Linked DNA regions of Homo sapiens: all the other regions are linked to region 1. A link is an interaction called in ENCODE POLR2A ChIA-PET data of the cell type or tissue named here. Cell type or tissue: HepG2. All regions are shown on one strand. Region 1 has its middle 97 kb from the start of AGTR1. Region 2 overlaps CP (ceruloplasmin). Region 3 has its middle 200 kb from the start of LINC02046.

Region 1 (4,000 bases):
AAAAAAAGATTCCTCTAAATTATTATTTTGGTAATTTTTGGTTTTGTTACAAAATAAAAACATGCATATGAAGACCATTTTTTCACATATTGCAGCAATTAATTTACCAGAAAAATCATATATTGTTTTCTACATTCCTCCCAGCACATATTATAAATGATGAGCTCTTGTATGCATTCTGTTGATGCATTATCATTAAAAAGTTTTCTGTGGGCTAATAAATCAAATTAATGCCACCTTAAAAGTTGATGCTCCTGGGGTATTACACTTAGCTATCTTTAGCGCTCACCTCTCTGATCAGCAGGATCTCAAAGCTCAGTTGTTTCTCCAGCTGACCTAACTTCAAAACGCCACACCCAACTTTCTAGCTGCCTTACAGCCTGCACACCTCAAAGTTCATATTTCCAATTGAACACGCTAACTCCCTCTCTAGATGCCCGACCTCGTCTGCACACCTAGTTTCTTTTCCTCATGCTTTCCACACTTTGGTCAATGGCACCAAAATCTTCATGTTTATACATGACAAAACCCTGAGAATTATATTAGTGAGCTCCTTGTTTCTTATCACCCAGATATCATTTTTCTTTCTTATGATCTCTATATTCCAAGCCTTCCTCCTAAGTCCTGCTGCTCTTCAGGACGTTATTATTTCTAATTTAGAGGATGCCAGTAGATTCTCCACTAGCCTCCTTGTCCTGTCTTCCCCGCTCCTGCCCAGTCTGTTCCCTAGGGCTATTGGTGGGGTATCTCTCACTGCAGATCTAATCACACAGATCCTTAGTAAAATTCTTCAGTGGTAGCTTATACCAGCTTATGTGGTTCACTGATCATCTGTTTATTTTGCCAGGGTTTTCAGTGTTTAAAGCTAAAGTGAACTGTTCTTTAAAATCAGACATTTGACACAAATATCCATATTTCTGGCTTCTCTAGAAAACTCAGTCTGACAGCACTGGGCACTGCATTTCCAACTTGGTGGCAATCAGCTGAGGCTAAGTAGAAAGTGCTGAGGGGGATGATGCCCTCTCCAGTTCCCAATAATTTGTGTGATACACTTGTACTTACCAAACCACTTCTCCCCACCTGTTTGACATTTGATGGCATAAGATATCACTTGATTTTACAGCCCCTGGCCTATCCAGACCCTACCTGAGGCTTTGACCTAATAAAATCTTTTTAAATTGTTTCTTTGTATATAAATCACAGCTTTGCCTCTCAGTTCATGTACCTCTCAGTTCACGTTCCTCACCTACAAGAAGAGGAGTGAAGACCAGATGGTCCCCAACTCTTCTAACTACAAGGACATGGTTGGGAAAATAAATACCCTGACTTCACATTTCTTCCTCCCTCCAGTCTCTCACTAGAGCTATTCATTAACTAAACCCAATCAGAAGCTCTAGAATGGATGGTTCAGAAGCATTTAAAACCCAAAATAAACAATGAGGAGTCTCAGCATTTAATTTATCAAAATTATGATTGTGTCCCCTTTTAGAAGCAATGCTCCCTAGAACCTTAAATTCCATAGACACAAAGTTATGGGGACAGGAATCAAAAATTCTACCAGTAGGCTATTAGGTAAAATAGTGAGAGCAGCCAATCTCATCTCCATTCCTTTGTCCCTAGATGTTATATTCTGACTGTGTAGATAGAGTCAAATATTAGCTGCTGGCTTAAGGGGTATTAGCTGCATCTTGTAAAATGGTACCAAATCTCACAGAGTATGTTTTTAGCTCGCACTGTAGCTGAGCTTCCTCAGGACATTGTACTCTTCTATCAAGGTAAGTGTTTTGGCCTTAACGCAAATAAGATCAAAGTGAATTCCACTGGCATCAGTCCAATGTCTCACTTCCTTTGCTTTAAAACAAATCTCCTGGTCAAAGGTAATGTTTTGTGGATTGCCATGGATACAGCAATCTGTAATCCATGAATCAAGATGCTGGCAGAAGCCAGCAGGAAAGGCAGATCTGTTCCTGAATACACATTTGTCCCTGTGTGGACAACTGCTGCCTCCTCCATGATGAGCAGGTTGCCAGCCGTTCCCTTAATATGTGATGCAGGAACTCATTGCTGTCCTCTCTGCAGTCAAATTGCACACTCAGTTGAGTGTCTAGAAGCCAGATCAGCCTTGATGAGAGCAAGATTCTGTTGTTGAGCTCACACATAATCTCCATTCTTGATGTCAGGGCCACTTTGTAGTGGACCCATCCAACAGGCACTAGTGTGCTGGAATAAGAAGCTGTCTGACATCCATGATGGGATCAATTATCTACCTAATGATTAAAAGCCCTCACAGATGAAGCCCTTGGGTAAGCATTTACATGAATCACAAATGTGTTGCCCTCTGTGCCCATTATAATAGATCCATCTATATACCTGTTCCCTAGACCTCCTTTGTCACCAAAAGTGTTCATTTCAAATTCATGACCAGTCGACCAGTTCATTAGCCACAGTTTATGAATCAAGTACATTCATACATTAAGCCATCTTTCCTTCCAGAATAAGAGTTCAGCCACATGGACCACCCAAAGCTCTACACATTGTGGTGAGTTCCTTTCACCACTATTTTTCAGGGCCAACTCTGAGTGGGTCTTTAGTTCAGTAGTTCTGAACTACCCTTCTGGATCATGAGAATTCTAATAGTGTGAGACAGGAGGAGGCAGAGTCCTGTTTTCCTTACTTTTAAGCCCCTAACTCATCCAGATCGTACAATGGCTTCTAAAATTTCTCTTGGATTTATGAAAAGTGCAGTATACACACACCACTACACATACACAGAAGCCCACACCAGCCTTGGCCTTGAACTAGAACGTGTTGTTTTGGAAATATTTCTTATTGAATAGCAAGTTTGTAGCACTAAAAGCCAACTAGAAATTAACCTTTCCCCAGCAGTAGAAAAAGGCAACATAAACATTCTTTTGGAATTACAGATTTAAAAAGGAATTAAACATTGTTTTAGAGCTAGGTTGGTTTCCTCTTCCCCACTTCTATTGTCAGTGAACTTACTCTGACTGGAAAGGATAGCACTGATGTCAAGGAAAGCAAACAGCACCCACTCATGTAAACAATCTCATCTGTAATTCATTAACCCTGCTACCCTCAGCCTCCCAGGAAAAGTGTCTCATTTATTAGCTTCCAATCCTAAGTTCATGTTTGTCTTTCAGTTCTGGGACATTATTGAGCAGTACAGGAAAGAGATGTTCAATTACTGGTGACATTTTTTACGTGGAGTTGCCAGTTTACACCAGTGGTACAGATTGTTTACTAAATTATTTTCACTTTTGATGGATTAGATATCTCAGACTCCTCATTATTTATATTTCTTACCCATTGAAGAAAGTAGAAAAACACATATTACTAAGGTACCCCACTCTTTCTCATTCTACTATCTAAAACAAAAGAAGCAGAGACCAAAATAGCAGTGGCAACTGGAAAACAGCAAGGCCTCCCACAGCCTGGGATACTATTGGTATTTGAGACAACTCTCGATGGTATGCCAGACAATATCAGGTGGTACTCTAATCAGGCAAATAATGGTATCAGAAACCTATAATGAGAAAATTATTTTCTTTTCTAATTTGCTTCAATCCTTTAATTTCTTCAGTAAAGAAAGTCTCATTTGGGGGCTAGCCTTTAATATCTAATGTTTTAACAGAGAGAAAGCAAGCTTCAGGCTTAGAACATTTGGTAGTCAACAACATCTAGCTAGAACTTACCAACGTTATTATTTTTTCATTATCTCTTTATGGCAATTGATACTGATGGTATAGTAGTGATAATGAGATTTCTCTTTGATAAATTTTAAAAGTAAGTTGTTTTAAGAAAAAAATGTTAAGTAAATAATAGTACAAGTGATACATGAATACAGTAAAAATCTCAAAATGTGAATACAAATAAAGAAATTTTGAAAACACTGTTAGAGAAAAAGAAAGATTTAATAACAACTTAGTCCTGAAGTTAGAATTCACTCAATATCGGTGAGGGTTTGTGTATGGGCTGTGTGTGT
Region 2 (4,000 bases), 610 kb after region 1:
ACTGAAGGCTTATATAGCCCAGTGGGATCTATTCATGGGCAACATCATGTTGCCATTTGGCAGGACCCACTTAGATTCTGGCCTTTGGCAAGCCCCTCCACAACCAAGGCTCTTCCATTTGAATAAAAACTGCTCATCATCATGGGTGTGTGTGTGTGTGTGTGTGTGTGTGTGTGTGTGTGTGTGTTGCCTTCTTTCATCTTATTGATCTTTGATACTTTACCAATTTCTACTCAACATTTGTGGGGCCGAGTAATCTGACTGAGGAATAAGTTTTGTCTTGTTTCCTCAGTTGTAAGCTCACTGGTAAAAGTGAGATATATTTTTCTTTCCCTTCTTTAAGACAAGAGCAGAGCTTGTGTGAGAGCTCTGGACTTTCACTGCTACAGAATTTAAAGATGTGGTTTTTCAAAAGTCTAAGGCCTGATGTTTCTTAAGTCTGAATATGCACAGGAATCTACTGATGAACTTAGTGAAATGCAAACTCCTGGGACACAACTCCATTGATTCTGATTCTGTGGGTCTGGGGCAGGGCCCAGGTATCTGCATTATTAACCAACACACTGGTGTGTTTTGATGAGATAGTCTGCTCTGGGGCCCTGGGTAACCTGTGTTGAAGAGGCTCTAAGGTTGAAGATTAAGAGAGCTGCCCAATCCCAGAAGCAGTGGGATTCCTGATACCATGAGACAGAAAGGTAGAAAACTCGGTTTCCAGGTCATACCTGGAAGTGGCAGGACCTCTGCGGTGGAGGCTATATAGATTAAGCCTGAGTGCTGGGGCCAGGTACCATGGCCACTTGGCAATGGTCCTGGTGGCTGAGTTTGGGCAGAGTGAGCAGGTGTTGAAAATAAGAGTCACCATTCTCTGGATTGATCAAGGAATTTCTATGATGAGCGTTTCCTCCTAGTCACTACCATATACCAATACACTGGGAATACCAATTTTCCTGAATTGTATAAACCCGAATTCCCAAAGAAGATAAAATTATTCACTAAAAAAATGACTGAGATGATGTTTCCCTGTCCATCCCCTGTCCTGGTGGGAGGGCTAAGCTAGAAGTTAGAAAAATAAAGTGTCATTATTTGCAGCCTGTGTGGAGCAGCAAAACTGTGAGTATACCCTCATTTTTTCTATTTGTTTTCACTTTCTAATTGTTTGTTGCCATTTCCCAATTTGTTAAAGCAAAATAGGAAAAGATTGGGAGAGACTTCATGGACACAGGTAGGCATGGGAAAAGGGCAAGACACTGGGGTGAACTCTGTCCCTAAACCCATAGCAAGGAATGCACAGAAAGAGTCTTAATAAATATATGTCTTAACAACAGCAAAATTGTTGCATCAAAGACTACTAAGTTTAAAAGCAGAGAGTCATTCAGTCCATATGACTGAGAGGAGGTCAATAAGAGTGCAATTTCAGTTAGGTACACAACTGCAGCTGCAAAGTCTACAGTACAAAGGTACAATTCCACTCTGGTCCCACCGGAACCCTGGACCAATCAATCTCACAGAGACTTGTCTAAGCCCCAGGGTAAATTTTCTTAAGAGTCTGAACACACTTTTATTTCTGAGAGATTGATTTGATAATATTTGGAGACTTTACTCCATGCTTTACCATGTCCTATTGGTACACATCTTACATAGGCCAAAGTTAAAAGTTAGCCCTCAAATTCTTAAGGCTTCATTTAAATAAAATGTTTCTTTATATTTTCTGAATGTAAATACACTTTGGCATACATCATGTCCTATTTTGATAAACTATAGCAGGCTTTGTCAAAATGATTTTATTGCATTGAAATGCTCCTGTATTAATCATTTCCTAAAATAGGAAGAGCATTGCCATAAACAAATACCTAAGACCAAGACCAAGACCTATATTGCCTAGGCTTTGTAACTAATTTTTCTAGGCAAAGTTTTTTGGGGGGGTTAAAATTGCTTTTAAAATTATTGATCTGAAGGTATAACATATCTAGGCGTTTTAACATCTGAAATTCCTTTTATACACATTGCAATATGCAAACTGCTTTTTGCATCTTGCCTTTTATTGTGAAAAAAACTGTCTTAACCAAACTGGAAAATATTTTACACTGTGTGACACTTTGGGAGAAGTCTATTTGTTTATGCTTTGTCTCCAAATAAACATTAAAAGGTCATTAGGGGCTCTCTATTTAATTTCGACAGCACAGCTTGAGGACAAAGGGCCAGTTACTGGAAGCTTGCAGGAAGTTTGCCAGTTAGATATTCAGCCACAAGAATCTATTATAGCTGTTCTTTCAACCAAATAATTCACATTTAATTGTAGTTCTTCCTGTTGACAACTGTAGTATGTTCCTTTCTACTCATTACTGTAGACATATCTCCCTTCAAGTAATCAATCACATTCTCTCTTTTTAGCCCCTTATTTAAAAAAAGAAAAGCCCGCTCCTATAATTTCTGGTAGTCTTAGACCCAGAAATGAGTTTTTAATAGTAGCATAACTATTTTTTAGTATTGCTTTGGTAAGATATTAATAATGCTATTCCCTCCCATAAATTTAGAATTCACTCAAGTGATCTTGGTTTATGCTTAGACGTGGTTCCCAAAACTTGGGTATTATAGGTGAAAAGTTTCTGGATTTTTGACTTCATTAATTGAGACATATATTTTTTATTGCTGCATAACAAATTATCACAAAGTAGGTTAAAACAACACCCATTTATAATCTCACTATTCTATGGGTCAGAGTCTGGCATGGTGTGGCTGGGTTCACTGCCTCAGGCATCACCAAGCTGAAATCAAGGGGCTGCTGAGCTGAGTACTTATCTGAGGCTCTGTGGAGAAATCTGCCTAGCTCATTTGGGTTATTGCCAGAATTCAGTTCAGTGGGGTCATAGAATTAAAATCCTTGTTTGCTTGCTGGCTATGGGCCGAGAGCCTCTCCCAGTTTCTTAAGGTCACCCGTATGCCCTCCTAGGTGGCCCCTTTCATCTTCAAGTCAGCTTCAGTGTGTGGACTCTTCAGATAATCTCACTGACTAAAACATAAATCATGAGAGTGATGTCTCATCCTGTTCACAGGTTCTGGAGATTTAGGATAGGATTTCTTCTGGGAGCCACTTTGGAAATGCTGCCTACCATAAACAAGAATCATAAGGAAAACAGTCAAAAATTAACTGCTGCAAGAATATGGCAGAGACTCAACCTAGGTATATATAACACAAATTCAAGTGATTTGCCGGTTCTAACCAGCCTTCCTCCACTGGCGCAGCATGAATGCAGTACCTAGTGAATTTTCTTTTGTCTGTGTTCTCAGGAGAAATAGGAACTTGATAATAAATGGAATTTGGTCAGTGTGAAATGTTAGTCACTTAATTAGCTCTTCCATACAAGCTGTCTTGTGTGAAGTGTTTGGAAGTGTACTGCACTAGCTATTGCTTGCTTTTTTTTTTTTTTTTTTGAGATGGAATCTTGCTCTGTCGCCCAGGCTATAATGTAACGGCGTGATCTCGGCTCACTGCAACCTCCACCTCCTGGGTTCAAGCAACTCTCCTGCCTTGGCCTCCTGAGTAGCTGGGACTACAGGCGCACGCCACCACACCTAGCTAATTTTTGTATTTTTAGTAGAGACGGGATTTCACCATGTTGGCCAGGCTGGTCTCAAACTCCTGACCTTGTGATCCACCTGCCTTGGCCTCCCAAAGTGCTGGGATTACAGGTGTGAGCCACCACGCCCAGCCCTATTGCTTGCTATTTTTTATTTGGCAACCTTGGAGAATGAGTCATTTAAAGTAAATTTTCCAGAAAATTTTAGCTAGTAATTGTACCTATTTAAGAATCATTTAAAAATTTAAAAATCATTTTTGAAGGGATGCTATATAACTTGGGAGGCCACTAGGCTGAGACAACATCAGCGCCTTGGGTTCCTACGTAAGCAAACCAAAACCCAATTCAATGTAGTAAACAGTAAAATGAAACTTCGAATCTGTAACTAGAGACTTTACCAATCAGAAGCCGCCAACTAACAT
Region 3 (4,000 bases), 120 kb before region 1:
CTCCTCACCAGCAAGGGAACAAAACAGGATGGAGAATGAGTTTGACGAGTTGACAGAGGTAGGCTTTAGAAGGTCGATAATAACAAACTTCTCCAAGCTAAAGGAGCATGTTCTAATTCATTACGAGGAAGCTAACAACCTTGAAAAAAGGTTAGACAAATGACTAACTAGAATAACCAGTGTAGAGAAGTGCTTAAATGACCTGATGGAGCTGAAAACCACAGTATGAGAATTTCGTGAAGCAAACACAAGCTTCAATAGCTGATTCAATCAAGCAGAAGAAAGGATATCACTGATTAAAGATCAAATTAATTAAATAAAGTGAGAAGACAAGATTAGAGAAAAAAGAGTGAAAAGAAATGAACAAAGCCTCCAAGAAATATGGGACTATGTGAAAAGATCAAATCTACATTTGAGTGGTGGACCTGAAAGTGATGGGGAGAATGGTACGAAGTTAGAAAACACTCTTCAGGATATTATACAGGAGAACTTCCCCAACCTAAGCAAACACAAGCTTCAATAGCTGATTCAATCAAGCAGAAGAAAGGATATCACTGATTAAAGATCAAATTAATTAAATAAAGTGAGAAGACAAGATTAGAGAAAAAAGAGTGAAAAGAAATGAACAAAGCCTCCAAGAAATATGGGACTATGTGAAAAGATCAAATCTACATTTGAGTGGTGGACCTGAAAGTGATGGGGAGAATGGTACGAAGTTGAAAAACACTCTTCAGGATATTATACAGGAGAACTTCCCCAACCTAAGAAGGCAGGCCAACATTCAAATTCAGGAAATACAGAGAACACCACAAAGATACTCCTCGAGAAGTGCAACCCCAAGGCACATAATTGTCAGATTCACCAAGGTTGAAATGAAGGAAAAAATGTTAAGGGCAGCCAACGGGTTACCCACAAAGGGAAGCCCATCAGACTAACAGTGGGTCTCTCGGCAGAAACCGTACAAGCCAGAAGAGAGTGGGGGCCAATATTCAACATTCTTAAAGAAAAGAATGTTCAACCCAGAATTTCATATCCAGCCAAACTAAGCTTCATAAGTGAAGGAGAAATAAAATCCTTTACAGACAAGCAAATGCTGAGAGATTTTGTCACCACGAGGCCTGTCTTACAAGAGCTCCTGAAGGAAGCACTAAACATGGAAAGGAACAACTAGTACCAGCCACTGCAAAAACATGCCAAATTGTAAAGACCATTGACACTATGAATAAACTGCATCAATTAATGGGCGAAATAACCAGCTAGCATCATAATGACAGGATGAAATTTATACATAACCATATTAACCTTAAATGTAAATGGGGTAAATGCCCCAATTAAAAGACACAGACTGGCAAATTGGATAGAGTCAAGACCCATTGGTGTGCTGTATTCAGGAGACCCATCACATGTGCAAAGACACACATAGGCTCAAAATAAAGGGATGGAGGAAGATCTACCAAGCAAATGAAAAGAAAAAATAAAGGGTTGCAATCCTGGTCTCTGATAAAACAGACTTTAAACCAACAAAGATCAAAAGAGACAAATAAGGTCATTACATAATGGTAAAGGGATCAATTCAACAAGAAGAGCTAACTATCCCAAATATAAATGCACCCAATACAGGAGCACACAGATTCATAAAGCAAGTTCTTAGAGACCTACAAAGAGACTTAGACTCCCACACAATAATAATGGGAGACTTCAACATCCCACTGTCAATATTAGACAGATCAGTGAGACAGAAAATTAACAAGGATATCCAGGACTTGAACTCAGCTCTGGACCAAGCAGACCTAATAGACATCTACAGAACTCTCCAAATCAACAGAATATACATTCTTCTCAGCATCACATCACGCTTATTCTGAAATTGACCACATAATTGGAAGTAAAACACTCCTCAGCAAATGTAAAAGAACAGAAATCACAACAAACTGTCTCTCAGACCACAGTGCAATCCAATTAGAACTCAGGATTAAGAAACTCACTCAGAACTGCCCAGCTGCCCAGGAAACTGAACAACCTGCTCCTGAATGGCTACTGGGTAAATAATGAAATAAAGGGAGAAATAAAGATGTTCTTTGAAACCAATGAGAACAAAACTATGTACAAGAATCTCTGGGACACATTTAAAGCAGTGTATAGAGGGAAATGTATAGCACTAAATGCCCACAAGAGAAAGCAGGAAAGATCTAAAATCAACACCCTAACATCACAATTAAAAGAACTAGAGAAGCAAGAGCAAACAAATTGAAAAGCTAGCAGAAGACAAGAAATAACCATGATCAGAGCAGAATTGAAGGGAATAGAGACCCAAAAAACTCTTCAAAAAAAAAAAAAAAAAAAAAAAACAATGAATCCAAGAGCTGGTTTTTTGAAAAGATCAACAAAATAAATAGACCGTTAGCAAGACTAATAAAGAAGAAAAGACAGAAGAATCAAATAGATGCAATAAAAAAAGATAAAGAGGGTATCACCACTGATCCCACAGAAATACAAACTACCATCAGAGAATAGTATAAACACCTCTATGCAAATAAACTAGAAAATATAGAAGAAAGGATAAATTCCTGGACACATACCCCCTCCCAAGACTAAACAAGGAAAAAGCTGAATCTCTGAATAGATTAATAACAGGTTCTGAAATTGAGGCATAATTAATAGCCTACCAACCAAAAAATATCCAGGACCAGACAGATTCACAGCCAAATTCTACCGGAAGTACAGAGAGGAGCTGGTACCATTCCTTCTGAAACTATTCCAATCAATAGGAAAAGAAGAAATCCTCCCTAACTCATTTTATGAGGCCAGCATAATCCTGATACCAAAGCCTGGCAGATACACATACACAAAAAAAGAGAATTTAAGCCAATATCCCTGATGAACATCGATGTGAAAATCCTCAATAAAATACTGGCAAACTCAATCCAGCAGCACATCAAAAAGCTTATCCACCACTATCAAGTTGACTTCATTCCTGGGATGCAAGGCTGGTTCAACATATGCAAATCAATAAACGTAATCCATCACATAAACAAAACCAATGACAAAAACTACATGATTATCTCAATACATGCAGAAAAGGCCTTTGACAAAATTCAGCAGCCTTTCCTGTTAAAAACTCTCAATAAACTAGGTAGCGATGGAACGTATCTCAAAATAATAAGAGCTATTTATGACAAACCCACAGCCAATATCACACTGAATGGGCATAAGCTGGAAGCATTCCCTTTGAAAATGGCACAAGACAAGGATGCCCTCTCTCAACACTCCTATTCAACATAGTATTGGAAGTTCTGGCCAGGGAAATCAGGCAAAAGAAAGAAATAAAGGGTATTCAAATGGGAAGAGACTAAGTCAAATTGAATCTGTTTGCAGATGACATGATTGTCTATTTAGAAAACCCCAGCATCTCAGCCCAAAATCTCCTTAAGCTGCCAAGCAACTTCAGCGAAGTCTCAGGATACAAAATCAGTGTGCAAAAATCACAAGCATTTCTATACACCAAGAACAGACAAACAGACAGCCAAATCATGAGTGAACTCCCATTCACAATTGCTTCAAAGAGAATAAAATACCTAGGAATCCAACTTACAAGGGATGTGAAGGACCTCTTCAAGGAGAACTACAAACCACTGCTCAAGGAAATAAAAGAGGATACAAACAAATGGAAGAACATTCCATGCTCATGGATAGGAAGAATCAATATCATGAAAATGGCCATACTGCCCAAGGTAATTTATAGATTCAATGCCATCCCCATCAGGCTACCAATGACTTTCTTCACAGAATTGGAAAAACTACTTTAAATTTCAGATGAAACCAAAAAAGAGCCTGCATAGCCCAGACAATTCTAAGCCAAAAGAACAAAGCTGGAGGCATCAAGCTACCTGACTTCAAACTATACTACAAGGCTACAGTAACCAAAACAGCATGGTACTGGTACCAAAACAGAGATATAGACCAATGGAACAGAACAGAGGCCTCAGAAATAACACCACAC

Evidence for each region. ChIA-PET counts read pairs that join two places held together with the same protein. Peaks named below come from ENCODE experiments on the same cell type or tissue, not always from the same donor. Only the 100,000 strongest peaks of a DNase experiment are listed, where the experiment ranks them.
Region 2: POLR2A ChIA-PET joins it to region 1 with 5 read pairs; 1 of 35 experiments calls an interaction of 5 or more read pairs at or near these places.
Region 3: POLR2A ChIA-PET joins it to region 1 with 5 read pairs; 2 of 35 experiments call an interaction of 5 or more read pairs at or near these places.

Annotation. Positions count from the first base shown.
Region 1 is chr3:148,599,310-148,603,309 of GRCh38, forward strand. No RefSeq gene overlaps it. Among named protein-coding and RNA genes, the nearest start is that of AGTR1, 97 kb to the right of the region's middle. RefSeq lists an enhancer at 3,005-3,149 and a cis regulatory region at 3,071-3,084. In HepG2, no CTCF peak of the experiment used is centred here; DNase peaks (open chromatin) are centred at 1,332, 1,842 and 3,092; H3K4me3 peaks cover 1,577 bases.
Region 2 is chr3:149,213,487-149,217,486 of GRCh38, forward strand. All of the region lies in intron 1 of CP (ceruloplasmin), which reads right to left. Among named protein-coding and RNA genes, the nearest start is that of CP, 6.3 kb to the right of the region's middle. In HepG2, no CTCF peak of the experiment used is centred here; DNase peaks (open chromatin) are centred at 1,445, 2,175 and 2,835; H3K4me3 peaks cover 3,448 bases.
Region 3 is chr3:148,478,985-148,482,984 of GRCh38, forward strand. No RefSeq gene overlaps it. Among named protein-coding and RNA genes, the nearest start is that of LINC02046, 200 kb to the left of the region's middle. In HepG2, no CTCF peak of the experiment used is centred here; no DNase peak of the experiment used is centred here.